2 separate regions of the Mus musculus genome follow, and region 2 is linked to region 1. Evidence: chromatin loops called from intact Hi-C (ENCODE). Cell type or tissue: gastrocnemius. All regions are shown on one strand. Links, peaks and the distances in the headings refer to the core of each region. The heading gives the core; the rest is flanking DNA.

Region 1 (15,097 bases), core at 2,551-10,550:
TCTCTGACCCCTCCATTTTTGGATGTCAACAGCTGCCCAATGTGTACATACCAATACATACAAAAGTGCTTGTCTCTAGCACTGGTATAGCTCTGGGGCCTACTAGGGGTATAGTATACAACACATGTGCTGCCAGGCCTAAGTCTTATAATATTGAGAGATAGAATCAAAAGTGATGTGAATTCAGGGCAATTAAGCTCTCACTGTGCAGTGTGCACTGTCTCATTAGTGTAGTGTTGCATTTAGCATTTGTGTACAAGGGTCTCCTACAGCAAGCACAACTTTGGTAGGTAAGAACAGTCTGTGGACTACTGATGACATTTTGACAGTGTACACACACACACACACACACACACACACACACACTCCAATCCCTTGCCTTTAGGCTGTCACCTAGATTAGCCTCTGACATTGTGTGTGTATATATGTCACACTGTATGCTCAGGCTTTGTCCTGTGGGTGCTGCTCCAATGAAGGAGAGCACAAGTGGGTGGGTATGTGAGCCTAGCCTGGTCATTCAGCTGGGGTTACTGTATGTACACAGGCCTTCTTGGCACAGTGCCCCTGTGCCTCCCAGAGGCCCATGCAGTGGGTAGCAGGATATGTTTATGTTTGAGATGTGGCAGGGCAGTAGGCCTCTGTCTATGCTAAGACATAACATGGTATGCCATCCTGTTTTGCTCCTTAGACTCTTGGGCCAACCTGTACACTAACACTCTGAGCAATGGCAGGAAACCCACTTTTCTCATTTCTGGGTTATCTATGAGATCTCAGTTCTACTCAAGCCTTTGATAAAGTCAAGAAGATAAAACTTAGACCACCAACCCAGGGTGACTTCCTGGCATAGCTCTGGGTCCAGAAAAGCCATGATAGAAAAAAAAAAAAAACAAAACAAGTGAGAGCAGGAGCCAGAGGAACATCACTGTGGTGAGAGTTCAGAGGCAGAAACCAGGATCTCCATTCCCTTTCCATTCTTAACTCCCAGACAAGCTTCCTTTCTCTAAGTGGTGGGATGCCCAAAGGTTTCTGTGCCTGCCTGGGTTGTTTATTGTTGGGACCGGGATGGACGCCTGTGAGTCAAGAGAGGGGTCCGAGTGGCTGTCTCTCCGACAAGCTGTCTACTACGAAGAATGTAATTCATGGCGGTCGATGGGCTCTTTGATTAGTTCAATCGCCTGAATAATCATTTAATCAATAAAGCATTTCACTCTCCTGTGCTGTTAGACTGGGTGGGGCTTGTGTAGGGGAAATCCTAGGGAGGTTTGGAGCTTCAAATTCTAAGAGCCACGCCCCTTAATGATGAGTTAGGGTAAAAGCCACCTGCTTGGCTTTGGAAAAGGTAGTAGCTCAGGTGTGCCCTTTTGCTTGTCTTCCAAGTCCTGAGGTCCAGCCTAGGGAAAAGGAGGGAGAGGACTGAGGGGCTGTCCAGGCACTCAAAGGCCATCTAGGTCTACTTTCTGCCCTGAACTTGTAGGCCTTTCATGGGCCACCAAACTGTCCCTTCTTTCCTCCAGAGCCATCTAGCAGTCCTCCTGGAGTGTCTTTAAAGTTTAAAGCCCAGCATTAAGCAAGGCCAGCACACAGCAGGGAGGCACCTAAGAAGCTTCTTCCTCCTTTGGAAAAGAGGAGGCCCAGAAGGAGCTGACTTCTAATAAAACAAGACTGGCTCTAGAAGGGAGAGAAGAGCACTTCCCATGCCTGGGACAGCATCTCACAGAAGCTCTGGGAAACATTCCAGAGGTTGTTCTCTGGATTCCAGGTACAAGAAGCTGAGGCCTTAGGAGCAAGGACTATGCACTCTTTAAGCACAGAGAGACTGTCCTGGTGCAAGGGCAGACTAGTAGGGATGACAAGCCCCAACACAGCATGTGTGCACATCAAGAGAGACTTGGCTTAATATTCTCCTCCCCAGTGATTCCTGCAATATACCCAGACCAAGTAGGGCAGATTCTTGATCCACTTTCAAGGATCAGACAGGCATCTCTATGCCCCATTTGCTGTGCAATCACAGACCATTTGTTTTTCCTCTTCGATACTTTTTTTTATTTTTAAATTAAAGTTAAAAGGAACCCACCAGGTTAGAAGAGCAGTGCCCAGACACCTCAGATCCTTCCCAATTGAGCAACCAGTCTGAATCCCGAAAGGCCTTGTTTTATTGGAAGAAAGAGCAGTCAAATGGGCTGGAATTGAACTGCAAGAGTCAATCTCAGGTCAGAACTCCATGGCAGCACCAGCACTCAGAGGGTCTGGCTGTTCTGTAAGCGGGGACTGTTGGAGAGCAGGGAGCAGGGTAGGAATTGGGGATGGTGTGGCGTGGTGTGTGACTCCCAGACTCCCATCAGGCAAAGTCTCCAAGGAGAGAGAGAGAGAGAGAGAGAGAGAGAGAGAGAGAGAGAGACAGACAGACAGACAGACAGACAGACTCTTTCTCCAAAAGGGTTCTGGTTTCTGAAGCACTCTCAAAATGGTCGTTCAATCAACAGACAAAACGTTCCAAAGCAATTGAATTTAAATAACTTGTGGGTTTTGTTTGTTTGTTTTGCTTTATTTTTCCACTCCCTGCACCTTCCCCCATGGTTTTGTTTCACAGGGCTATGATCTCTGTGTACCTCTCTGATAGCCCTTCCTGGACGCAGGTTGCAGATGAAGGCAGGGCTTGAGGCATGGAAGCCTATCTCTGTGGGGAAATAGCTGTGCCATCTCAGACTGGTCATCTAATTTCTCTGGGCCACTATTTGGGAGCTTGAGAGGCTGGAGTAGGTGGTAATAGTAGGGCTGTTCACTTCTTGGGGATTTGAAGTTCTCAGGGCTCAGGAACTCCAGGAGTGTCAAACAGAACCACTCAGAAGAAAATTTCCTCTGACCCAGAATCACTAAGTACTGGGAGGGCCTTCTTTCCTTCATTGGTTAGATAGGGTCGTACAGAAGAGAACATAGCCAGAGCTGAACAATGCCTACTGTGTGAAAGGAGGGACCTGGACTGTGTCTGTTGGAATGGTACCTGCATTTTCATCCTGCCCTCAGGATACCTTTAGGGTTTTGTCCAAACAATACAGAACAATTGGCCTCTTCAGGTATTGTCCAGATAAATTATTTAGTTTGACACCAGCTCCACTTCCAGCCTCCAGCCTTTCTTCTATCCCAGGCTTGCACTAGTGCGACCTTAGATAAGTTGAATCCAGCCTCTTATCCTCAGGTTCCAAATCTGAAGAATGGGGAAACAGTTTTCTCAGAACCCTTTTAGTTTTTAATATTCTTGATCGGGGATTGTAAGCTCAAGGAGCAGGGTTGGGAGCTTGAGGTACCACTGACCGATTCTCCGGAGCAGCCTCTTGACATCCATAGTGGGAATTAAGAGTCCCATAACTGGCTTGGAACTCAACTCTTACGATATCTGATTCGCTGGGGACTACGGGATAAAGCAAATGGGGCCCTATGCCATCACAGTACTTTCCCAGTTGTAATCTCCTTGCTCTAAGGCAGAGGTAGGTGTGGGGCAGCAAAGATCAAGACCCGGAAGGGGTTCCGGAAAATGGAGAGAGAAAAAGCTACCACTCCACTGCCTCACACACCACAGCCTTCTGAGTCCCCAGAGACCAGCCTTGGCTGTTTTCCTGCAGCTGTGCCCCAGTGGGGGTGGGGCTGTGTTAGCCCGGGGAGACTTTCCCCGCTTGTCAGGGGCAGCTTGGAGGAGGCGGCTATCAAGGGAGGACCCACGAGCTGACCTAGTATAGAGATGTTAGAAGTGGAGCAAGAAGAGAAGAATGGAAATGAGGAGAAAGTAAATAGTGAAAATGATCCTCGGATCATTCTGAGCTTTGTCCTCCCTCTACTATGCCTGAAGCAGACGCCTCAGAGGTCTTGGGTTTTGGTGGGTTTATGTTTAATAGCAGAGAGTCATCACTTACGATTCAAAGGAGTGAGCGTTTAGTATTCTCCTACAACTGCCACGGTGAGGGGGAGGGCAGTGCTCAGTATCTGTGTTGGGTTGGGTCTTAGCACACTAGAAGCCTCACAGAACTATAGCTACCTGGGTGAAGACACTTCGTTTTTTGTTTTTTAAAGTCCAACAGCTTTGATTGTGGTCTGGGAGCCTTATATTCCCAAGAAACTGAGACACGTGTTGGCTAAAGAAAGAGCTTTGCTGGATCGAAGAATTCTGTCTTCTAGAAGCCTGTTCATTTTTGTCCTAAAATCTACAAGAACTCTAGTGAGGAAGGTCAGGTTTTCCTCTACCAGGTGGCCATCCTGATGCTACACTGCCAGGCTCTTGCAAATGGAGGTAACTGCACAGCCACTGGCTTCCGGTGCTCTCATTAGCTCTGGATGCCGGTGGACTCCTTCCCTTTTTAAAGAGGCCTTGCACCAGATGCGGAAATCCTCTTGTTGACAGAAGCTTTGAGCTAAGAGCATCACCAGCTCCCAAGGGACCTATCAGCTCCTAGGCTAAGACAACAGAAAGGATCTATGCCTCTGTACTTGAGGCAACCTGGTCCAAGCTTTGGAGACTCCCCAAATTTCTGGTAACCTTCAAATAATATTTCCCCAGTTCTGCCTTTGGTTAGTGCAATGCTGGGGCCTCTGTGGATAGAAGAATGATAGAGGAGGATACAGAGGAGACGGCCGTTGCTTAGTGGATTCTTGATAAACTTAGGAAATGGAAGGAACCAGCATCAAAGACTTCTTTACTAAACTCTGCCCATTTTACAGAGGAGCAAAGTGAGGTCTAAAGCGGCAGATATACACACAGAAATCTGCCGCCTAGACCGAAAATCGGATCTCTATTGTGCTGAACGTCTACCTCTAAAATCTGTGGATGTTTTTCTATTTTTGTTTTTTGTTTTTTCTTTTCATTCTGGAGATCTCTCTCCCATCCTTACTCTTCTTCGACCCTGTCTCGGTTGCTCCCAGTCTCTAAGCGCATCCTAAAATCTCGACGGCCCTCCGAAAGGTCGGCTCTGTGGGACCAAGAGCATGGCTCTCCAGACACTGCGTGGGCTCTGTTCTCTCTCTACCCCTTTTCCACCCGAGAACCACTAGGCCTTCTCCCCACGCGTTTGTCAATGAACGTGGCGCCGCAGCTTGGGCCCCGCCCCCCATTCTCTCCCATTGCCCAGGTACCGGCTAATCAGGCGGAGCCCGTGGGTTGCTTAGCCAATAGGGCAGTATATCGGGCTAGGGCCGGATGCCCCTGTTCTGATTGGCTTGATGGGGCATGATTGGCAGGTGAGCTCTCGCCCCGCCCCCGCCCGGAGGGAGGCTGAGCCCCGGGCGGCGCTGTCCACACGCAGCGGGTCCTGAAAGCGGCTTCGGGGCGGCGCGGTGGCGCACTGTGCGCGCCGAACAGGCGGAGGGCTAGCGCCGGCGGCGGCGGCGGCAGAGCAGGCATTAGAGCCGGCAGGGGCTTCATCTCAGCACCGACAGCCTCGGCGGCCCCGGCGGTCCGGGCGGCAGGGACCCTCATCCTCTCTGCACCCCTCGCTCCACGCTGGGCAGACGCGGCGGCTGTCCCGGAAGAGGCAAGGCAGGGACAATCCACCCGGAACCCCGAGATCGGGCAGCGGGGCTCCAAGAGTTGGTAGCGTGAACCACAGCCAGGCGCGAAGGGGCCGGGAGCTGCGGGGCCCGCGGGAACTTTGAAGGCAAGCGGGTCCCGGGCTTCGAGGGTTGCAGCTTCGGGGCGCACCGGGCTCCCAGCTTCAGCAGCTGCAGCATTTCAGACTCCGCCGCGGCCCCTGCGCGACAGGAGAGGGAGTTCTCTGTAACTTCGTCGGAGACGTCAGAGAGCCGACAGAAGAGAGGTGGAAGGGGAGGTCCGGCTCCAGAGACACGGAGAAGCGGGAAACAAGAAGGACCTGGCGGAGGCCGAAGGGTGGGCAGACCCTCGAGGCAGCAAGACCGAAGCAGCCTGGCAGTCCGCGGCCTCGCTGCCCCGGACTGAGACGGAGGGCCCTGCGCTCGCGGCCTCCTGCAGGCTGCTGGTCCCGCGCCGGGCTCCCCTAGCCGTCCTGGAGGTGGGCCCCTGCGCTATGCCCTCGACGCCGCTAGCGCTTGGGCCGCAGCTTCTCTGGTGCGGGCCGGGAGCCGCCGCTTGAGCCCGCCGAGGAGCGAAGCTAGCGGGAGTTGGGCGCCCGCTCCCAGACCGACTGGCTGAGAGCACCGTTTCCCGCCTCTCGGCTCAGCTCTCCGCGATCTTCCGCAGGCGGCTCCGAGAGGGACCCCACGGCTGCAGAGGTGTTTTCTGATCTCTGCTCACACTGTGCCCGGCCTGGTGGCGCGGTTCCCTAGGCGCCCTGGGCAGTCCTTTGGCGCCGAGAGGCAGCGGCGTGGGCCGGCCTACAGTCTGGAGCGCCCCGATGGAAATACACTGTAAGCACGACCCGTTTGCATCCATGCATAGTAAGTAGGCGGCGAGCTCGCTTCTCTCACTCTCCGGCCGGGATCGGGTTGGGGGTGCCGGAGTGCGGGGTAAGATACTAAGTCCTGAAGGACTCGGGACCTCTGTAGCTGCGTAGACAACTTCGCAAAGTGCAATGTTTTCAGGTAGCGGACGCCGCCGAGGCCGAAGCGCCTGGTGGGTGAATCCCGCCTCCAGCAACGAGGTAGAGTAGGCAGCGAGCTGTAGCCTTTCCCGAGCTCTAGCCGCTAGTTCTCAGAACCCTGGTTCATACGCATAGACAGCTCGGGACTGGGTCAGTTGGAGGGCAGGAAGTTTGAATAGAGGTCAGTGAGAGTCTCAGCCAGCGCTCAACATCCCAACTCTGTTGGCGCCTTTTTCAGCCATGGGACTAGGCAAGACTGATGCTTAAAAGGAAAAGTAGAGCCCCGACCAGTCCCTGAATATGTGAAGAAAGAAGTGAAAGTTAAGAAGGGGCACCAGGTCCAGGATTCCAAATGCGCCCTGGATCGAGGAGAGGGGATTTAAAGAATCAACGAAGTCAGGGTCCCTAAGCTACACTTCAGTTTAGGTGTCGGCCAGTACATACAGAGACCTTTAAAGACATCATTGGGTCCTTCTCTGTAGGATGTCTACCTTGAGATGGCTTCTCTACTAGAAAGAAAAAGAAAGAAAGAAAGAAAGAAAGAAAGAAAGAAAGAAAGAAAGGAAGGAAGCAAGCTAATTAGTCACATGCAGGCATCCCTGCCTTCTGAAAGCCTGTGCAGTGTAAGAGACCGGCAGGGTCATTTCGGACACCGGTAGGGCCCTGCTGCCTGACCCACAGGGATCCTGCCAGTTCACCCATTAACACAGCCTCCTATGAGACAAGCGCTCTTCTCACGGTGAGTTAACGCTGGATTAGATTCGGAGATTTCAAGGAAATTCCAAGTGGAACGAATCGCGTTTCCTTTCTGTTGGCTGTAGACTCGGCCAGGGGAAGGCGCCAGGCTTTGGCAGACTGCACTCGGGTGCCCAGCTCGAGTCTCTGTGGGTTGCAGATCTCAGAGTAACTCCGTGGCTAGCAGCCGGCTGCAAGCTTTTTAAACCTCAACCAGCCGGGATCCCGCTACTCTAGCCGTGGGTCCCCTATTTAACAAAGGCATAGAGACCCGGCTAGAGAGAAGGCAAGGTGAAGCAATAATCTTCGTGTCTTCCACCAAGAACTGAGTGGCCTGGTAGCAGGGGAAGGTTTGCTTAGGCAGCCAAAGCGGGCTTCAAGCAGGTCAGCTTCTCTTTGTGTCAATATCCCAGTCGGAGGTAAATCTCCCGAGCGAGCAGCGACAAGATTCGCGCAGAGAAGCTGCTTGCTCTGGTCCCAGCCCCAACGATTCCTCCCCTTTAGGAGACTGGGTTTAAGCGGTTTCCAGTCCACCATGGCTCCAGCGTTTCCCGCAGCATTTTCATGCGCAGACTGGCTCTAGAGCCTCTCTGCTCTCACTCAGAACGAACCTGAAAACAAACGAGTTGGGGGCAACACTCTGAGGTGGGCAAGAAACAACTGGGAGGCAAGATGGGTAGGGCTGGCTCCCGTGCTTCTGGCAGAAATCCAAAGGCCTGCACTGCCTCTCTCTGTCCAGAGTTCTGCTGCCCAGAGGTCGTGCCCAAGCCCGTGGGGAGACAGCATCAGATTTGGTGGTCTTGCGGTGTGCATTCGTGTGGAGAGGCAGCTCCTTCCAGGTGCAGGTTAACCAACTGCTAATGTCTCAGCCTTCCTGCCGGCCCTTCAATCTGCCCCCTCCTCGGGAAATCCTCCCTCCTCCCATTCTCAATCTCCCTGGCAGCACAGTGGGGGCTGGGCAAGCCTAGCTTCCAGAGCTAGGGGAAGCCCTTGGCGTCTTTGGAAAGACCTTAGTTAGCTCTTATGCCTAAAGCTGTTTGCTTGCACAATGTAATCTGTCTCTGGGTCCTTATTTGCTGGTGATGGGGGCAGAGAAAATAGGTTCTGCAAGGTGACAGGTGTACTAGGATTCTTCTTTCATCTTTTTTCTCTTCTCTTCTCTTCTCTTCTCTTCCTTTCCTCTCTCTCTCTCTCTCTCTCTCTCTCTCTCTCTCTCTCTCTCTCTCTCTCTCTTTCTTTCTGGCCCTGGTCAGTTTTTCCTTGTTACCTCCCTTCTTCTCCCACCCCCCACAACCAGTTCTGCACAGGACAGTTTCTGTCGAGAAGGACAGACATTTGACTTCTGGGTTCAGAGGTACCCCACACTCTGTTCCAGTTCCACCAAGCTCACTGGCACAGAGGCCCTCCCCCAGATGTTTCCTTCCCCCAACCCTTTTACCAGTTAGTTATAAAGTACTTTTGTGGCCAGTGTCATACCTGAGTGTGACCCAAACCTTCAGATACCTCTGTTTTATAGAATATAAATACTATTTATACTGTGGCTGGAGAGATAAAAGGACTGACAGAATTGTAGCTGGTTCTCAGGATAGAGGTGTACCGTTAGGTTTTGGGGGAATTCCTGGAAAGGAGGGAAGAGAAGGACCTAATCTCAGAGAGGGCAGTGGACTGCTGGAGTATCCACACAGACAAGGCTCTCCCTCTGTGTAGTCCAGCCATGTCTGTATTCACAGCATGACTGCTGCTATGTGTATCAGCACCTGGCTGTCCACTCTCTGGGATTCTGTTTGCATGTCTATGTGTGTCCCTTCCTCCTTCTGCTTTGGTGCATTTAGAAAGAATTTCTATGAGCCAGGGTCTTCTAGTTCAGTCTTTAGCTGAGCAGAGACATCTTTTACCTAATACTCTGTGCTCAGTCATAGTTCTTGGGGTTTGGGCAATGCTCTTTGTGGGCCACATGTTCTTAACAAGGTCTGAGGAGAATCTACAGAAGGCAGCTCCTTTCAGGCCAGAGACACAAAAGTCCTAGGGGCACCCACAGTTCCATCATCCTTCTGTCCCCCTTCAAACCCTATTCCCCAGGTGCAGGCCGGTGATCTTTACTTTTGTTACATCTGTGTTTGCTTCCCAGTTTCTACCTAATTCGTTTCCACCGTTTCTGTGCCAGTCTCTGCAGATTCTGTTCCCTGTAGGAATGATAGCTGAGTTCATGTCTTAGCCCAGTATCTTCCTGGCAGATGAGCCCTCACCTAGCTGGAACACACGGTAGAAGTTGAGGTTTGAGCCTTTGAGGAGATGCAAAGCTGGAGCAAGGCCTGAGAGAGAGAGAGAGGGAGAAGAAACAGAGCCCCACCCACAGAAATCCTGTCTTCCAGAAGCCCCCTTCCATTTGCCGGTCTGTTTTGATTTTTCTTCTGTCCCAACTCCCTCTGCCTGCCCAAACTTCTCTGTGTTCTATCTAGCCTTCTTTTCTTTGCTGTCTGTCTCCACCCCAACTCTCTATACCCTTTGCACATACCTCTCTTTTCTTGGTTCCAGTGGCTCTCTCCCTTATATGTGAGCTTCCCTTCTTACCAATCTCAGATTAGCACCTTTCCTGAGGCCTCAGTGGTAAAGTGCTCTGTTGGGTATGTTTATAAGTGAGGCAAGAAGACTAAGAGGATCCGGGGCCCTGTCCAGGAAGTCAAGAAAAGTAAGAGTCACCTAGGCCAAGTCTGTGTCAGATGTGGACACTTGCCTTAGATTCTGCAAATCTGTTAGCCTTGTGGACACAGGGAGGAAGTTTGGGGGATCTGTTGTGATTTAGTGAGACCTGACTCTAGGAGATTCTTCGCAGCTTTTGCTATGATACAAACCCACAAATCCCCTATATAACTGCTTTTGGCATTGAAGTCCTCTGAAGGTTGCCATTGTGTTTTGGGCAGAAGTCTCAATTGTCAGTGGTACAGCTAACTCTAATTGCAGATTGGCTGCAATTCCTGGACCTCTAGATCATATTAGAAATGTGCTGGGTCTTTCAGTTTCCTTTTCTTGGCCTCCATCCTTCCAGAGAACAAACCCCGATTTTGGATATACTTTGTTTTACCCACATCCAGGCTGTTCTGAAAAGATTGATTCAACCCTCCTCCCCCTTAGATACTCTTTGTCCCAGATCAAAGCTGTTGATCAGGGTTGCTGTAATCTTTCTGTTATAGGTAAGCTATGTAACTATGTCCCTAGCTGTAAAATCCTGTTCAGGGCAAATTTATCTCTTTTTTTTTTCTTTCTTCTCCTATGTGAATTTTGATGTTTCAGAACAATCAAAATCCCTTAAAGGCACATTTTAAAGAAATCAGAGGAAGAGTCAGCATAGTTTGGAACTAAATAATGTTATTTCCTAAAAAATTCTTGGTTTCTTGGACATACACCCGAACCTGGAAATTTTGGGAAATAATTCATGATTCTTTAAAGACTCTTTTAAGGAAATGGGTGGTGTTATAAGAGTTCTATTCCTCAATTTCAGATATTGTTCATGGGCCTGGTCCTAGAAAAGTCCTGGACCCAGATGGGTGGTGGCTGAGCTGTGGTGGTTACTTTCTGTTTTAAAGTTGGAGTATGGATATATGTGTGACCTTGGCGGTGCCTCAATTCCTGCCCCCCCCCATCCCCAGTGGAGTTCACTCTGTCCTAGTGTAGGAGGTTACACCTCCTTAGCCTCTGAGTTGCCAACAGCATCAATATTCTCTTGAACTTGTTTTGGCTCCAACCTTCAGCAAAGCCAGTTAGTGGCTGATTGACAGCTGTTACATGATTGACAGTCATGTTACATTGGATCAGTCTGTGTTGACTGATCTGGTCTTCAGTTTACTCAGGTCCCTGTGTCCCTTCAGAGTGCTCCCGATGTCCATTGTAAGTGTAGGAGCAGAACAAGCACTTTCTCTGACTCCTTTTACTTAAATACACTCCACGGCACCCGTGAAATCTGGGTGGCAGGAGCTTCCTTATTTCTTTCCAACCAGTTTAAACCTGCTTGTAGATCGCAAGACATGCCCGAAATTCCAGGGGCACACCTTTCTAACAAAACCTGATTCAGTGGAGTGTGCTGTGTGCAGAAGACCCTGTGACCCATTTCTATTGTGTGCTCTGAGAGGGTACAATGGTCAAGCCTGCACGTCAACATCACAGTCTTAAAGGGAGGCTTTAGGGTTTTTTTGTTTTGTTTTGTTTTTTGTTTTTTGTTTTTTCTTCCTATCTTTATATCAAGGCAGCAGTTAGGTTTTGTCTCAGTGATCTGAAAATGCTGGTCATTAAGAAAGAAAGTCTTCAGTTCTTGAATTAGATTGCTGATTTGAAAACACTTTCCCCCTTGAGATGTAGCTATTAGAACAGCCTGTTTCACCTTTGAAGACATTTGTTAAATGTTAAACAAGTTCCACTATTTTTTTTCTCTTTACGTGTGATTATTTTAAGACCGTAATCTTCTCCCCGGGATCTTCCTTAGATTGAGCTCCTGTCCTATAGATGCCTTTTACAGTCCCCTTACCCCTTCCCCCAAATGAAGAGAAAAATGCTAGTAACTCAAGAAACAGTGTAAGGAGCTCCTGGTGGCTCAGCTGACTGCCTGCAGATGGTCAAAAACTGAGACTGGAGTTAAAAGGCCATCTAGGATCCTTATGTCATCCGCATGATTGACACCAGGTGTAAGGCATCTATCGAGCCTGCCGGCCATTTGTGATCTCAGAGGGGTCTGGGTGCTCACAAGGGCACTTGTACTATGTGACTGGTTCTAACCACCCTTCCCCTTGCTTTTTGTTTCTGATCTGTTTCAGGACATGGAGGAGTGAATCAGCTTGGGGGGGTTTTTGTGAATGGACGGCCACTCCCAGATGTAGTCCGCCAAAGGATAGTGGAACTTGCCCATCAAGGTGTCAGGCCCTGCGACATCTCCAGGCAGCTTCGGGTCAGCCATGGTTGTGTCAGCAAAATTCTTGGCAGGTAAAGGCACGGGCTCCAGGCTTCCTTCAATGTTTTAAAGAAAGAGCTAAAAGATAGCCCGCAGCTGTTCAAGGTGCTAGTGTCCCCGTGAGACTATGGCGGGCATTTTGCTCCATACACCCAGCACTTGAGTCTTTGCAAAGTCTTTGAGATCACCCTATTCAAAGTAGCTGTGGAAACTCCTCTTTTCAGTGACACGTGGAATAGGGAGACTTTGTTAGGAGGGACAATGTGCTTCTCAAAAATCTGCTGAACTATTTTAAAGAAACCAAGAGTAGGAGGCTCTTAAGAATTTCCCCCAAACCTCTTAGGTGAGCTTGTGTGTGGGGGTTTAAGGAAATGGTTGGGTGGGAGGGAGATCAATAGATTATAGTGCATGACCAGAGTCGAATGTTTCTTTATTTTCTTTTTTGTTGGTGTACATGCTAAGCAATGCCGGCTGAGCTATACCCCCAGTCCTCAGTGTTTTCTTTTAAATAGTACATTCTGTCTTTAAAAGCCTGCAGTCATCTTTAGTTGTATCATTAGCCTTATCATGTTGGCTACAAAATTTCCCTCCTATGTGTTTTGTTACTTTCATAGTGACAGGCATCCTAGGTATGCATTAACTCAGTCACTGGAAAACAAACTAGCAACAAACATTAACTCTCAAATCTGACCTTTGAAAGTTGCCACTTGACCCCTCAATTTGCTGCAAGCAAAAATACTGACAATGACCCCCTCCCAGAGGGCTGTGCAGACTTTTAGTCTCCTGTGTTTTGTTTTGTTTTGTTTTGTTTTGTTTTGTTTTGTTTTGTTTTGTTTCATCAGCCTCAGCACCAGCCAGGTTTTAAGAAGAGGAAACAAATCTTTCCCAGGCAAGCTGACTGGCCAGGGTATGTTTGGCTAAGTCAGCACTTGGGCTGGATGGACAGAGGGCTAAATGACTCTGGGACCCATCTCTCTCAATAACTCCAAACCACATCTATAGGTTTGCTTGCTTGTTTGTTTAATGTCCTGGGCATGTGATTTGTTTTAAGGATGCCCTGGCAGATGGGAACAGTGTCAAGTTTAGCTGCTCAGGGCTTTCTTGCTGGGATCAGTGGTCCTTACCTTTGTCCTGTAGCTTGCGTTGTGCTCTAACAACTGATGCCTGAACATTTTTTGAAGTATTTCAGGTTTTCTCAGTGACCCTATGACTCTCTGCTCTTCTTGTTCCATCTGCTGGGACTTAAGAATTCTTCCAACATATATGTTGAAAAACCATATAGGAAGTCTTGATTAAGAAGTTGCAGGGCCAGGAATCTGACTGTTCCTTTAGGGCCACTAATCCCAGTATTTATTCTCCATCTTCTTGCCTAGCATGGGTTACATCGGTTGTGGAGGCCGAGGGTGCAATCCAGTTCTACTTAACACTCAGCTAGCCAGAGAGTTCCAGCCCAAGGAGGTTATCAGCTTAGTGGCCAGTTTAGGGAGAGAGTTTAGGTGGTGGTTTAGGGAGAAAGGTCAGAGCAAGTGAAGCAAAGGGAAGGAGCAAGCAAGGAGACAGAAAGAGAGGAGAGAAAACAAAGGGAAGAAAGGATGTTTTTTTTTCTTTTAAGACACAATAGAAAAATACCGAAGAGGAGAGAGTGGGAAGAGAGCTATTTCAGAGGTTACTGGTCCCACTTCTGATGCTGCATGGTCTTCAATATCTTCTTGTGAGGTTTCTTTGTGTATGGGGGGAGTTGTGGGGACGAGAGGGGAGGCTCTTCCTTTGTTTTTACTGAGTCATCTTTGCTGAGCTGACGGTTCATTTGGTTCTCTGTTTGAAAAATTCAAGACAGCGAGAGCCTTTCTCAGATATACACATGACTGGTTCTCATGTTCTAGAGCTCTAGAGCCCTTTACGTCTCCCATGAAGACTGAGGTCAGGCCAGCAGCTTCCCATAGACCAGAATAGATTTGTCACTGGACAGAGTGGCATTCGGAAGTTATGCGCCGCTCCGGTGCCTGGCCGTTTAAGTTGTCAACAATAAATTGGAATTTCATAGCTCATTATTTTCATAACTAAGAACCACAGTGGACAAAATGTCACTCTAATTAGAACTGCCTTTTAAGAAACAAGTTCAGCCCTAAAACAGTGTGTGTGGGAATTTCCAAACTGGGCCAGTTCGATCCACAGATTCCCCCCGACCCCCAGAGGAATTTGATGGGTGCTGATCATAGAGTGTTTGGTGTGTGGTGGCTGCAGTTTTCAAAGGCTGTGTGGCAAGGCTGGCAAAATCCTTGGGAGCAGGCAGCTCTCCCTGTTCGCTCAGGAAGGTGTGTAGGCTTCCAGGAGTATAGACATTCACTCTAGAATTCAAGGCTGTAGAGGATTGGGTACTGTATGAAGGCCAAGGCAGGAGCAGGACTGTTGGCTCCTCTCATTTGAAATTTGGTGACATGTCACATGATAAAATTAGAATAGTGGGGATTTTAATCCCCAACTGTGCACTCTATGCAAATTCTCTTTCATCTTTCATTTATTTTTTATTTTTTGCGAAATCTTTTCAGTCATTCCGAATTCCTGGCATCACAGTAGCTCTGCGAAGGAATCAGGGTAAATACCCGCCCCTTACAGAAGCAGGGTAACTGAGGCCGAGAAGGAAGGGCTGAGGGAGTTGGTCAGGATCACAGAGCCATTTGGTGTCAGAGCCACTACAGGCATGGCACCTCTTGACTCCCAACCTAATGCTCTTTGTGCTCTTTGCATCGAGGGACACTGTGCTGGTGGCTGCCGCTCTCCTTTTGTCTGTAAGCCAAAGGGCTGCACGGCTGTTTTGCTGAGATGAAAGGACGGTTATTAAGTCCGAATCCTCACTTGACACAGTCTCGAGTTGGGGTTT
Region 2 (15,097 bases), core at 3,981-11,980, 130 kb after region 1:
CCCGTGGTTCATCCATCAACTGATGCACATGGGTCCCCACCTGGTGGAAGCACAGCACAGGGAGTTATGTGTTAGCAAGGGCTGGGAGTGTGGAGAGTGGGCGGCAGCGCTGTCCACATGTCCGCAGCTCTGTGTCAAATAAGCCTCCTAACGGTTTCAGCAAAGAGGAGCTGCAGCCTCCCTTTCGCCCCACTCCCTGGCAGTAAGGACAAGAGGCAGTTATCTTTCCAAAGTCTAGGACGTGGCAGAGCTGGAGTTAAGGCCCGAGCAGATGGGGTCTCTAGAGCAGCAGTTCTCAGCCCTCCTATTGCTGCGACCCTTTAATACAGCGCCTCATGCTGGGCTGACCCCAAGCATAACATTATTTTATTGCTACTTCATAATTGTAATTTTTTCTACTCTTATGGATCATAGTGTAAATATTTGTATTTTCTGATGATCTCAGCCAACCCCACATAAAAATGAACCTGAAGAGATCATGACCCACAGGTTGAGAGCCACTGCTATAGGACATTCTTTTAACTAAGTGTGCACTTTGCGTGTAAGCAGTGATGGGGAATGGAGGGTCTCTGACAGTGACGTGGCATGAACAGAACAGGACATCTGGGGCCAGTGTGGACAGACTGAGGGTGGCTGAGAGGCCGGGGAGCGATACCAGCAGCCCTGGGTAGGAGGCCACTCAGCAACGTTTCAGCCTAGGCTAGCAACTCTGTGACTCTGAAACACCAAAAGATAAAAACGCGTCAAGCATGGTGACCCACACCTGTAATCCCCGCCCAGGGGGATCACGAGTTCAAGGCTACTCTCAGCAACATAGTAAGTTTGAGACCAGCCTCTGTCTCAAACAAAACAACAACAACAACAACAAAGAGGCAAAGGTGTCGTTTTGTTCTCCATGGGCTTGGAGATGGCTTGGTGTGGATAGGGGTGTGGTTGGCACCCATCCTCATAGAGGTTTGTCCTATTGCCACCCCTGCACAAAAAGTGTCTCATCGTCTGGTAATTATAGCTACAGGGACTTACCAGACACTCCCTTGTCTATCCATGTCTCCATACAAGGTGCACAGGCAGGCTGGAGAGCAAGATATCCCCTGCTTCTGAAGTCACTGCCCAGGCCTATCCTGTGAATAGGCAGAGCTGACCCCCTGGTACAGCACTGGAAGCCTTGGGAAACTGGACAGACACTGCTCTTGCCACAAATCACCCAGACCACTGAGGTTTGGGCTCTGTGTCTGCTCATATTGTTTTCCTGACACCTTATGTGTCCCGATCGCCAACTCAACCGGCCCTAGAATCACCAGAGAGACAAACCCCTGTGAGTGTCTGCGATCGATTTTCCTGATGGGTTTCAGACCCACCTGAAGTGTGGGCAGCACCTTCCTGTGCTCTGGGGTCCTAGACTGTGTACAAGCAGAGCTCAGCTGCAGCGTTCAATTCTCTCTGCTTCCTGACTGAGCAAGCACTGTGACAAGCTGTGTCACGCTCCTGCCACGGTGACTGCCCTGCCATGGGGGACTGTACTCTCAAACTGAGCTATGATAAACCCTGCCTTCAGGTTGCTTTCACCAGGGACTTTGTAACAGGAAAATAATCAACACACTGCCATTACCACTCACCTGTCACTTTCCCCATGGTGACGTGACTTGGTTAAGTCTCCTTCCCCACTTCTTTAATGCATGGGTAGGAACCTGGGAAGCTAAGCCACCACGTCTGTTGGAACTATGTGCCCCTGAAGACTAGGTTTTCCAGAGTTGGAGGCAGGAAGGGCTCAGAGCAGGTCTTATGCTGTTCATAGCCTTGTGGCAAGGGGCAGACATTGTTGAGTGGGATATTTCAGGCAGGCAACCACTGAGTGTTGGGTACTGGCCTGGGGAGGCCTGGTGGGTTTCGGGATAAGTATTTGTCACTTGTATAAGTGGCATGGCCAAGATACTCCTGGCATCCCGAGGCTGTCCCAGAAAGCAAGGGACAGGAGGAGGCCTGAGCTGCACAGGTCTTAAATTTCATCTCTCTTTCTAGACTGCAAGTGGGCCCCTTGGGGTATAGACACTGTCTGGTTCTTAAGAAAAAAGTTAATTTTAAATCAAAATGTTAATTTTGAACAGAAGGTGATACATTCATGTGATTAAATATTCAAACTGTACAGAAAAAAAATATAGAAGGAAAAATAAGCCCCTCCCTGCCAACGCCCACTCTCCTTCAGTTTTGTGAAAACACGTTTTACTTTCAAAAGCATTTTATTTATCTCATAGCACATGAATCTTATCAATTGTTTTAACTAGTAGAAACAAGACTATATAGTATGGAATTCTCTTTTTATTTTGTTTAATACATTTAATAAAATGTGTTGGAGAAATGTGGTCCCTCCCTTCCCCCTTCCTTCTAATCAAATGTAAGTCTTAGTGTATTCTTTGTGTATCTCTACAATAAAATCTAAGAATGTCTAGTTAAAGGGGAGGCACATTTCGTATTTTGTGGTTCATCTATTTGAGACAGAATGCATGGGATGGATGATGTGGGTAGGGGAGTTTAGGCTCTCAAGTCAGAACCTCAATAGACTTCCAACCCACTCTTACTAGCCGAATACCTTACTTCAAGTCAAGCTTTTCCATCTCCTGGAAATGAAATGTACACTAGAGCTTGGGACTCGGGGCTACATACATGATGCTGTGGTTGCTACAAGGACTGTTCTCAGGTCGGAGTTCTCTGGAGCACACAGAAGTAGCACTTAGTAGATGTCAGATAATGCACGAACAAGCAGTTACCTGGTTGCCCTTCCTGCTACAAACACAGCCCCCTCTTCTCCCTGAATCAGGGCCTGTCTTGGCAGAAAGCCCTGGAGCCAGTGGTGCTGTGGGGCTGCTTATCTGCCATGCTGGTTGGAGTTCCGCCTTCTTCCTTCTATCGTATTTGACCACCACTTGTCAGTGAGACAAGAGGAAGCCACAGATGTGCATGAAAATGTTGACCAAGCTCCAGTGTTTGGTCTAAAACTCCAAGCAGATGAAACCCACTCTCTCAAAACCAGAACACAAGGGCTCAGTAGTACAGCTTGCCTAGCTCATGAAAGTTCTGGGTTTAGGCCCCAGTGGCTCTATCAGCATAGGGCTTGCTGTGCAAGAATGAGGATCTAAGTTCAAATCCTCAGAACCCATGAGAAAAGCCAGGTGTGGCCATGCAGGCCTGCAACCCCAGCAATGAGTAAGGACTGGAGCAGGAAGTGCCTAAGGCTCTCACCTGCTAGCCTAGCTCCAGATCAGTGAAAGACCCCATCTCAAGGGATGAGACAGAATGACAGAGCAGGCTGAGTGGTGTCCTCCTCTGCTTACAAGCATATCCATGTGCATCCACACACCACCCACTGACACACATACTAACCAGTCAGGTGTCCTGGTGCACACTGATAATATCAGCACTCGGGGAGTAGAAGCAGGAGGTTGTGGAGTTCAAGACCACCCTTTAAAGTCAAGTGACTTTAGTGCTTGAGCTACAGAAGACTATCTCAAAAACCCAAAACAAAATCAATAAACAAGACAAAGAAAAGTCCCCAAAACAAAGGACTGGGAGACGGTACAGTCCTCGGTGACTTCAAAGATGCAGATGAGGTCTTCCCAGGTGGAGGACTGGGAAGGCTAGAGATGGAAAATGAATGGCACCCAATTACTTTCTGAGTGCTCAGGTTTGTCTTTCTGGCTCTACAGGGCCAGGCTGCACCTTTAGACTGGATAATAAGAGAGAAGCCAGTCAGAATTAGTTACATGTGAGGAATTAGTAATTTGGGGAAAAAAGAAATGTAGGCTTATTGTTTCTAGAGAAACAACAGTCCTTAAACTAAAGGCTAATAAGCCTGTCTTTAGGAGCCTGCCAGATCTCTTGATGGCTGACTGACGCTCATCTCAGTTAGCTGGTCACTGTCTGTAGGCTGAGCTGGGCGGCTACGGCAGGATACACACACACACACCACCCCTGTGATCTTCACACCCTTAGACTGTGGCAGGTCAGAAGAAGGACTTCAGGGCAAGCTATTTGTACATCTCAGTTGCTGCTGCTCATGGGCTGTGAGCCAGTGCCATATACACTGTGTGCAGATGAGAGGCTGTGTACCAGGCCTCGTTCCCTATCTGAGCCCCTGACATTGTTCCATTATTGCCCCCATAGTGGCAGTTATCCATCTTGCTAGAAATCTTCAGCTCATGCCACTCAATGTCTTTGGCAAGATTCCTACAACAGGTGTCAAATACATTTTGAACAGTTAAAAATGTAATTGTCATTGCTGTAATATGACACTAGGGATAATTAATTCCCAGAGAGAGGTGTACTCAGCTCACAGTACTTGAGTTTCTAGCCCAAGGTCCAGGGAGCTGAAGCTTTGAGCCTCTAGAGGGGACATTGGATCACAGCGGGAGGTAATATATATGGGTGACACTTTTCTTAATGACCAGGAAGTAAAAACTAAAAAGGCCAGGGTCCCATAATACCCTCAAAATGGCCTAAGGACCTCCCCAGGTCATACTTTTCTACAGTATCAACATTTCTCCGATAGTGCCACTCTGGGGACAAAGCCATTAGCACAGGAACCTTTGACAGACACTGACCCAAGCCATAGTGTGAATATACCAATGCAAAAATGATAATATATGACATGAACACTTGAATCGATTTGTAACCAATAAGGAAATTTGTTGGTTCCAAGACTATTTGAGAAAGAGGAATTTATACCCTCTATCAGGAAAGGCCTTTTAAAACGTTTTTGTTTTTTTATGCTGTGTTTGTGGGCTGGGAAGACGGCTCAGTGGATGAGAGCATTTGCTGCAAAGTCTGACGACCCAGAGCCCACATGGGGGGAGGAGAAAAATCACTCCCACAAGCTGTCCTCTGACCAGCACATGCATGCACACACAAGCACTCGTGCACCAAAAAAAGTAAATTATTTTATTTTATTTTGTATGTAGGTGTTTTGCCTCCATGTATGTCTGTGTGCTGTGTATCTGTCTGTTGCCTACAGAGGCCAGAAGAGGGCATTGGCTTCTCTGGAACTGAAGTTACAGGTTGTTGTGAGCCTCCATAGCTACACAGGCACTGAGAGTCAGACCAAGGTCCTCTGGAAAAGTAGCCAGTGTTCTTAACTACTGAGCCATCTCTGGAGGCCTCTAATTTTTTTTTTAAATAAAAAATACATTATCCAGGCATGGTAACACATGCTGTTAATCCCAGTACTCTGGAGGCAGGGGCATTCGAGTCTCAGTTCTGGGCCAGCCTGGTCTACAGAGTAAGTTCCATGATAGGCTTGGCTACACAGAGAAACCCTGTCTCAAACAAACAATAAATAGCTGTGGGTGGGCAGTGCTTGGGTTGAATCCGGGGCCTGTGTGTGTGCTAAGCATGCTCACTATCACTGAACTGTACTTCCAATTCCTTAGGGAAAGCATTTAAAAAATAATATTAGCATAAAAACCAGATTAAAAACAAAATTGGTTAATGTCATATGAAACCTAGGAGGTCATGTCTCTTACCCTGTGGAAGTCTGCGTGTTAGCCTGGGCCTTCCTCACTGGGTCAAAGGTCAGCTTACGCACACCTCTGCAAACCTAGATACATACATTCCCTCGGAGACATGCCCGTTGTGCTGCCACTGGGGAGTCAGGTGACACTGAGGGGCCTGTGCACTGCCCACCTTTATGCCTGCTTTGTGAATTGTGAGGGCATTCCTCAGATCCCTTGATGCTCTTTGGCTGTGAGAAAGGGGCTTTTGGGAAGACGCCATGAGCAATCGTGAAGGAGGAGAAAGCATCTGCAATCACAGCGGCGAGCTGATAAAACAGGGCTAGGAGCTGGGGTGTGTGTAGCCTTTGCACTCTTCGTGTGGACCCTGGCATGGGGTGGGGGTAGGGAGGAGCAGTTGAAAGAATGGTGGGAGGGAGGAACAGCGTGTTCCAGGACAGGTGGGTGCTGTGGAGGAGGGGGACAGAGAGTTCTCAGGGCTTGGAGACCCCACTGGGTGAAAGGGAAGTTCTCATTTTCATAGGAAATTTTTTCACTTTGAAAGTGGAGTGGCCAGGAAGCTAGGAGTGTCACCCACAGGAATGAAGAGACAGGGTGGCCCCGGGGAGCTGACTACACACACACACACACACACACACACACACACACCATCTTCCCAAATGCTGTCTCTCTGTTCTCCGCCCTCAGGGACTTTCCTCTCTGTCAGGTATCTGGGCACCAGGCAGCAGTCCTGATTCTCACCAGGCCTGGCAGTGGGCAGGGCTGGTGCTGGTGCTGGTGATGTGGGTGAGATGGGACTCGGGGGCCGTAAGGGTGAGTTATGGTGGAAAACTGGCAGTCTGAGGCCTAGACATGGGCTTTGGACATATTTTCTTTGTTCCTCGGGATGTATTTATTTGTTTTAATTTTGTTTTTAATTTTTAAAGTAAACTTGATTGTAAAAGCCTGCAGAAAACCATCATGTGTGTGTGTGTGTGTTTTAAAGTTACATTAGTTATTAGCATTGATGTAGTCAAAAGGTTCCAAATGAAACCAAGTAAAAACCAGGACTTCTCTCAGCTAGCTGAAGAGGTTCTGCACACCCGTGTGTATATTTAGTGAGGAGACCTGTGGCAGAGGCCAACAACCCTGTCTCCTTCGAGAGGTTTCTGTCCTGGGCACGTGACAATAAGGCTGTCCTTTAACCTCTTCTCACTGGGTGCAGCTCAGAGGCTCTGGGGAAGCAGGGACTGTGTGCAGCTGTCAGGCAGACACTGCTGGGCTCGTCTTACCCGAGGCCAGAACCAGCCTTTCTTTCTGTCCCCATGTCAGCAATAAGGCCACCAACTCACAGAGCATTGGTGTGAAGAATCTTTTCCAATCAATTCCACCAAAGTCCTTTATAGCTGAGCTGGAGGGAGAGACAGCATGCAGAGACCTCCGGTCCGAGGGCAGGACCTCTAGTCCAACAAGGACGGTCAGGACCAAGGACAGCAGCCCCTTCCTTGGCCAAGGCCATCACTAGCTTCCTGCCCACCTACTCCACCCCAAACTCCTTCACAGTTAATGACAGCCCCGGTAGTGAGAGTGGGGTGCAGTCCTTTCTCTCCCTCCCACTCACCATCAGGTAGGTGGAGGGGGAGTTGAGTGTGTACTCTGTGGCATTCAAAGTGAAGGCTTTGCACACTGTCAGAGTAATGAATTCTGCAAGGGCTTGAAGCAAGGGTTGGAGGATTTTTGTGCCGTGTGTCTAGGAGTGACAACCCCCAGTGGTTAATTACTGCCACACGATGAGAACCGAGCTGGTAGCAAAATGAGATAAGTTCATTATGAGCTAAATTTGAAGTTAATTGGATGCATATCGCCCCCACTCCCCACCCCGTTAGTATATATACAGACTACTTAGGAGAAAGAAAAAGTTGCAACTGAGCGGACACTGGTTCTCCAGGTCTGGTCATTTTGTGGAGATAGTAAGGAGGAGCCTCTGAGTCGTGGGTGAGAGGAAGCCATAGCATAGTTTATTCAGCTGAGTAGAAGTGTATCGGTGGATTAAGGTCGTCTTGGCAGACACTTTCTGAGTGCCTACTGCCTCCCAGGGCAGGACAAGGGGTAGGGTGCAGGCGGGAATGTGGAGGGATCTGGTGTCGTAATGCCTGGGGTGTGGCTCTGCTTCTTACCAACGCTGTGAACGTGGACAAGGGCTTAAACAATCTCTACATCTTCATTTCCACATCTGTAACACGGGCTGGTAATGGGGCTTGTCTCCTGTGGGTGTTCAGGGTTAAACGCATGAGTATTTACAAAACACAAATATGCCTAGAATGTGGTCCATACCAGAAACCTGGCTAGCATGGAAGATTGGGCATGAGAAGTACCTGGCCCAAAGTGCGGCTCATAGGAACCCCCAAGGAGGCTGTGGCTCTCTTGATGGGCAGCCTAGATTTACAATGAAGCAAAACAGACACCACCTCTGATGACAGGGGCGACAAAGAATTCCCAGCTTTGTTCAAAAACAAACATGAAGAGTGCCATTGCTTCCCTAAAGGACCCTGATTTTCCAATCAGAGAAATAGACTCAGGTGATTTTACTAAGTAATGGAGGTAAGATTTGAACTCAGGCCCACATGTCTCCAAAACTTGACCCTCCCCCCCCCGCCATATTCCAAGGTCTAGATTTGGCTGTAGAGGTAACTGGGGAGGCTCTGTGAAAGGAAAGGTTATGGGGGTTTCCTGGTTCTTCAAGTCTGGTCCTCAAAGAGCTGACCCAGCATCTCCTCCCTGGAGGTAAGGCTGCCCTCTGGCGGCCATGCTCCTCTGGTCAGATTTGGCTTGCCTTTGGCCAACCCTGCTTTCTTCCCTAGCTGCATCTCAGAATGGCACATCTTCCCTTCACTTGTTCATCCAAATTCACGCACACATACCATTGTCCCTCCTAGACTTTCTTTATGCCTTTTGGAATCGAACCTTGGACTTCCTGGGTTTGTCGGCTGTTGGTACATGAGCAGTCTCCATTTTCTGGCTATCACAGTGCTACTCTGAACACTCACATACAGGTTTGCCCAGGGACTGTTGGTCCCAGTTTTCTTGCTTGCACAACCCAGAAATTGCTGGGTCATGCGGGAACTCTATGTGCAACCTTCTGCAGGATGACCAGACTTTCCAAAGTCCACACACCATTCTGCATCCCCTCCAGCAGGAGATGAGAAGTCCAGTTTCCTTCCTCTATGGAAGACGGTTATAATCTGTCTCTTTAATGCAACTGTCCCGGCAGGGGAGAGGCACCGTGTCACTGTGCCTTTGATTTGCATTTCCCTAATGGCCACTGGCGCTGAGCAGCTTAGTCTGGGCTTACATTTGCTCCTTTTTATCCACATGCTTATGAAAGTCCTTTGCTCATTTGTAATTGGTTTGTTTCTCTCTTTCTCTTTTTTTTATTAATTAAAAAAATTTTTTTACAAATTCTAGATGCAGCCTTTTATGAGAAACCTGATTTGCAAATATTTTTCTCCCATATTGTGGGTCGTTTTCATTTTATTTTCTTTCTAAAATTTTTAAATAAAAAGCATATTTTTCAGACAGTTCTCACTATGTAGACCTAGATGGCCTGGAACTCGCTATGTAGACTAGGCTAGCATTGAGCTCATAGAGAGCCACCTGCCTTTGTTTCCCAAGTGCTGGGATTTAAGGCATGTGTCACCACACCCGGCTCATCTTCATTTTCTTATTGCTGTCCTTTAAAGCAAATAATAATAATAAATTAAATTTCCAGCTTTTGTTTATTTGCTTGCTTTATTTGCATGATTTTAAAGAAAGTCTAAGCTATGTTGACACTCATGTTGAGTCACGCTGAGGCGGCGGGCATGCATACCTCTGATTTTGTGTCACTGTTAGCAGTCTTTCTGCACATCTAGCCTGGAGGGGGCTTCGGTGGCCTTCCCAGCTCTGGTGTAGCTCTTTGCCTTAGATGCACGTGGAGTTTGTTCTCTGAGTCTGCAGACTCTCCTCACACAGTTCTATCTCTCTGAAAGACTCGTGTGTTAACCAACAGCACACATAAGGCGCCCCCGGCTGGAGCTGAGTACACTCTGGTCTATTTCCCGGCTTCCTCTCCATCCCACTGGCTCCCTAGTCATGAGCAGGTGTCACGCTTTCAATTATAAAGACTTCCACGGAAGTCCTAGCATCTGGGGAGGGGGGCAGTTCCTCGTGGGAGACACTGAATAACCCAGCGAGAGTTGAGTCCCACCAGACCTCAGGACAGACACCTGAGGTGAAATCTCTTGCTGCTCTTGCAACTCTCTCTGAGACTCAGGCCTCTGGGTTTCAGTTTCTTCAGTGGTACGTCAGGTACTAAATCCTTCCCTTCCTCTCATGAGAAGAGCAAGGTTCTGTCAAGTTTTCCAAGTCCCTAGAACTCCTTGCTTTTCACAGTCCAGGCTTCTAGGAGAAGGCTACACTCTGTCAGACAGGGGTGTGCTCAGCTGCCATTTTGTGTGTCAGGGACCCAACAGTTCATCTTGCTCAGTTATCAGCAAAGGAGCTGCCGTCCTCGGGACCATCGCTGCACTGCAGACGGTGTAAACCGTCCCCTCCTTGGTCATAAGCATGGGCTCCCATGTCATGCTGTGCTTGGTCTCCCAGCCCAGAGGCCTGAATCCGCTAAGTAAGAGCTGTAGCTTCTCACTGGGTGTGGTTCGTGCTCACTGAGGAGAGTGATGGAGAAGGCACCAGGCAGCGGAAATACCCACTGCTCTCAGGGAGGGTCCCGGGAGCCACAGCTCCGGGTCAGGAGAGTCCTCAGAGGCCAACACAGCAAATGCAAGCCGTGAGTTATTTCTGTTTCCTACCAAGGATGTATGCAGCTTCTGCTTGGATTCAGACTGGTATTCTTGGAAACTGAGGAAGTGTGCTCATAATAATGGTGGTGGTGGTGGTGGTGGTGATGATGATGATGGTGTGGTGGTGGGGGTGGAAACAGAATGGGTCACACATATAAAGTTTGTATCAATCATCAATGGCTTTGCAGTCCACGCTGCAATGCAGGTCAGCAGTCGCTTGTCTTGCTCGTGCCTTTTGGGAGTCAACTGGAAACTGGCTGAATTAGTGGAGGATGAGTTCATCTCAGCTCTCTCTTTCTCTCCCTGTTTCCTGGATGAGAGGGTACGGGGACATATTCTTATGGTGACGGCAGATATGCACAGGGCCGTACCCAGGTTCACATGCACCAAGAGCCCCCTTCTCAGAGTAAAACATGGCTTCACAGGTAACACAAAGGAGCCCCTAGGAACTGAGAGACCCGGCGGCAGGGTCCCTTGTGGAACACCATTTGCCAGCTTCTTGTGGGGCACCATGTTGATAAGGGAAGGAGTATGCCCAGTACGAGGCTGGAGCTGGCACCATGCCCCATTGTGGCTGTGCTTAGGAAGAGCCTGCCACCAGCAGCCCAGGGCGCACCTGTAACCTTCCAGGAGTGCTATTTACCTGCAGGGGAAGTCAAGGCTACGAGCACTTGTAATACACTCATGCCCTTCACTTGTGTGCACACTGGGGCAGCATGAACATGCAGCATGAACGCCGGGGGCTCTGAGAGGCTGGAGAGCAAAGAATTGTGCCTGAAGTTGGGGAAGCTGAGCCTGGAGTGGACAGTAGTCTGGCTTGCCCAGGGTCCCACAGAGGCTCAGAAGCAGAGCTAGAGCTGGGACCAAAGAGCCCTAGGTGGTCTCTATGTCTCCCCCTCCAGAGTGTTAGTGAGTGTTGTGTGTTCAGCATCACACAGCTGCACCCTGGGGAGCTTATGGCTTCTTCTTTGGGAACTGACAGCCATCCCTGTTGGGGCTTTCAGTGCCTCTCCCTCTCCCTCTCCCTCTCCCTCTCCCTCTCCCTCTCCCTCTCCCTCTCCCTCTCCCTCTCCCTCTCCCTCTCTCACTTGCTCCTTTCCCTCTCTCTGCTGTGTCACTTGCTCATCTGATCTTGTTATTCAACTTACCAACCCACCCTCCCAGTTGCTAGCCACCCTTCCTCACTCCCTGGTCCCCATGGTCTCAGCGCCTCTCACTATCAGTAGAGTCTCAGGCTACAGGTCGGATCCCTGAGCTCAAAGCTAAGCTCTCTTTCCTACTTGATGTGCTACTGAGGACAGGTTACGTGTCTGCTCTTTCCTTCAGTTTCCTCTTTCATGGAGCCGTCAGGATGATAGATTGAGGGTGTCTCTGAGCAAAGCAAAGACTACTTTGTCAGTCAAATTTCGTGACCTGAGCTTTGTCCATTCCCCTCTGGGGTGTTTCCTGCCTGGGATGGCAGGCAGGGAAACCTTTGGAGGAAGTGACCATCAGAAAAACCAGAGAGGCCGTGGGGAGGAGCATGCTCCTGTGGGATTAGACCGAGTGCCAAGTAGGTAGGACAGAAAGAAGGCTGCTTAAAAGGGGAACAGCCTGAGCCAAGGCGTGGGGCTCCGGGGCTGGTGGGAGAGGATGAAATTGGGAGAACACAGACTAAGGAGGCCACGGAAAACTAAGCAGAAGTCTCTTAACTTACAAGGTGGGGGGAGCTACTCAGCCTTTAAACACGGAAACTCCCGGAAATCTATCCATTAGTTGGCTGGCCCACCAACTCTTTCACTGGTGCTAGTAGCTGAAATACTTTCCCTGGGATTTTCTGGATCCAAGGCAAATCCTGCTATTTGTAATCCGGGTGTCATTTTCCCACGTCTCACTTTTACCTCTCTTGTCTTATTGTATTGGTTGAAACTTTCAGGATAATTTTCCATGATAATATTTATAATGAGTTTTCCTGTCACATTCTTGACCTCGATAGGAAATTCCCCAAGTGTTTCAACTGTGAAGTACAATATAATATTGACAATTTTAGAGTCAGTGTAAGTTTGGGGTGTACTTTGAGTCTGTCTTACTGACACGTAAGGAATGAATCTTGAATGGTGGCCGATGTCTTTTCTGTCTCTTTTATACAGTTGGGCAGGTTTGCTTCCTTGTTATAGTGATGGGAAGTCCTCACAAATGTGTTGATACTGAACCATGCTCACATACATAGACTGAAACTCACGTGATCACAGCATGTCACTGCTCCCAGCAGTGCTCAGCTGGTGCGGCAGTGGATGTAGGCAGCCATTGTTCACACCAGCAAAAACGAAATAACTTGGTACCATATGAAGGAATCATGAGACTAGCATTTAATTCTTAATTTTTCTCCTGTGGGCTGTTAAGTGCTTACATCAAAATTTGGCCAGGTTGGTGGAATGAACTAGACTCTCTTGGTTTATAATCTGGACCATTTAATAACCTAATAATATATCTCTTGGAGATTTAAAACAACTTACCCAAATAAGAACAAATAGAAACTTGCTCATGAAGCTAAGTGGACGAGGTTCTTGTTTTTTTATTAAAGACATTTATTCTGCCTCTTCTAGGATTATTAGGCTATTGGTATTTTCTAGCTGCTCTTGTGTTAATTGTGGTAATTTATGTTTTCCTGGAAAATTGAACCTTCTGTCGAGAACTTCCTATTTATAACTGTGGCAGTGTGTGTTCTTCTTGATAAGTATTATTTCTTCTATGATTTTAGTTATATCTTTCCTCATTCTGTATCTTAATAATTCTATGGGATTTGTTTTTAATCTTCTTTGGTCTGTTTATTCTATCGGCCTTTTCGGACAAGACTGGGCATGCTCAGAGTGGTCTGACCACAGACTCTCTGTTCCTTTCAAACAATGACTCTTCCTGCCGTGTCTGCCTCTGTTTGCCTGTTCGTTTATTGATTCCTTCCTCCTCCTTCCCCCAAGTTGCTTTTATTGCTTTTTCATCTGGCCTTCTGCGTTGAGTGTTTTGCCAAGGTTCTGATTTTCTGAAACTTTGCTTGAAGGATCAAGATTTTAAAGTGTGTGTACCAACAGCAAAAACTGTTGACCAAACAAGACCCAAAGGGCAGACACTTGAAGAGCGAGCTGGATCCCAGGAGGCAGGAGTGCTGGAGTCCAAGCCCAGCCTGGCTCAGACTCACTGAGCTTCTGTAGACACATTCGAGCACACCCCAGCTGCCTGCACTGGGCATGCTTCCCCACAGCACCCCCCCCCCATCTTCCAGAAGAGAGGTTTTTGTCTTAAACTCCAGAAAAAAAAATATGTACACTATAAATTCTATGTAGTTGAATTTCCTTCTGGAAGACAGAGAGTAATGATGGCAGTGTCCCAGCGGAGAGAGGGACTTCAGGACTCATTCAGACAGTCCCATAGCAAGGTAGTGGTGTGGACAGATTGACTGGCTAACCATGTAGACTTTGACCCAGGCTCACCCGGGACATCTCATTTCCCTGTAAGAAAGGAATCATGTCAATACCTTACCTCCTAAGGCTGAAGAATAGAGGAGTTAACCCTTTCAAAATCCTTGGCAAGAGCCTTGCATTCCATCACTTCCTTGCAAGTGTTCATTGCCTGCAGTTGTCATCGCTAGTTAGGAACCTGGGATCAGGGACAGGGTTGGAGATGCTCCCTGGATGGGTGGAAAGGCTCCCTTGATTGATGAAGATGCTCCCTGCGTGGTAGAGATGCTCCCACAGTTCCTGAGAAAGCCCCTCACTGACGTAGCCCCTGACTTTGGCTATCTCATACACTGGCTACTGACATCTCAGGCCCTGTGTAGTCTGAATGCCACCCACTCCACTCCCGAGACATCATCCCAGGTCTCCCTCATCCACAAGCCCAGTCACTGATGCTGTAAAGAAGACTGGGAGTGAGAGCGCCCTGGGCTGGTGTAGGCACTGGACTCAGGCGTCTGCTCTGACATAGTCTAAGTGGGCCCCAAGCCAGTTGACCCCCTTCCTCCACCAGGTCTGAGTTTTCCAACTGCAAAATGGCGAGAAGATCCATCATGAAGAGCCTACCGCGCGCCCTCTTGAATGTCTTTTTGAACAGAGGTGGAGGGGCCTGCGTGAGTTCTCCAGTGGAGTGGTTTCTTACACTAAATCCACTAGGACTGCGCCCTTCTGACCTTGGGGTTCAGAGGTTTGACTTGGAGCTTCGACACTGCAGAGAAGCATAGGACATCTAACCAGGGTTGGAACTCACTCCCAGTCCTGCAGGCTTGGCCTTCCTGTTTCCTCTTGGCCTTCCTAGAGAGGATTGCTTAGGTGCAGTTCGCGCTGAGGATGAGTGACTTCCAAGGTTAACCCGGGGTGTTGGCTCAACTCCAACATCTCATGTAAACACACCCGAGCCAAGGTGCCTAAAGCCAGGGCAGTGATAAGCATGGCAGGCAAGGGCTCCTTTCTGGGACTGTCTGAGGTTCTGGAAAGTTGGCAGACTTGGGGGGATGGGGTAGCCTCTGACAGACTTGTAAAGTGGGGTAGCCTCCATCAGCCTCCGAATGATGGCACTAGAAGGGACATCAGTGTTCTTCTCGTGTTGATTCTCAAACAAAGGGCAAGACTCTTAATGGATTCCCACATCTCTAGCAGGGCCATGGTGATGCACATGAGGCTATCCTGCCCTCCAGGAGCTGGGGGCCTGCAGAGAGCCTGACTCTATCCACTTGAGGGCCAGGGCCTTCACCTCCATGTGCCAGCAGCAGGGCAGTGTTGGTGATGGGAAAAGCACCCTGCATGTTCA

Evidence for each region. Hi-C counts contacts between places; a loop is a spot of excess contacts. Peaks named below come from ENCODE experiments on the same cell type or tissue, not always from the same donor. Only the 100,000 strongest peaks of a DNase experiment are listed, where the experiment ranks them.
Region 2: it touches region 1 in a loop (6-fold over the local background); 2 of 42 quality-filtered maps call a loop at or near these places.

The regions. Positions count from the first base shown.
Region 1 is chr4:44,694,673-44,709,769 of GRCm38, reverse strand. It overlaps Pax5 (paired box 5), which reads left to right. Exons shown (of 10, transcript NM_008782.3): 2 at 12,083-12,248. It overlaps 5730488B01Rik (RIKEN cDNA 5730488B01 gene), which reads right to left and starts at 6,970. Exons shown (of 1, transcript NR_073462.1): 1 at 4,660-6,970. In gastrocnemius, for the core only: no CTCF peak of the experiment used is centred there; DNase peaks (open chromatin) are centred at 7,388, 7,716, 8,014, 8,191 and 4 more places; H3K4me3 peaks cover 1,911 bases.
Region 2 is chr4:44,570,664-44,585,760 of GRCm38, reverse strand. The region is part of intron 7 of Pax5 (paired box 5); the gene reads left to right. Among named protein-coding and RNA genes, the nearest start is that of Mir5120, 29 kb to the left of the region's middle. In gastrocnemius, for the core only: a CTCF peak has its summit at 8,300 (motif pointing left); a DNase peak (open chromatin) is centred at 8,279.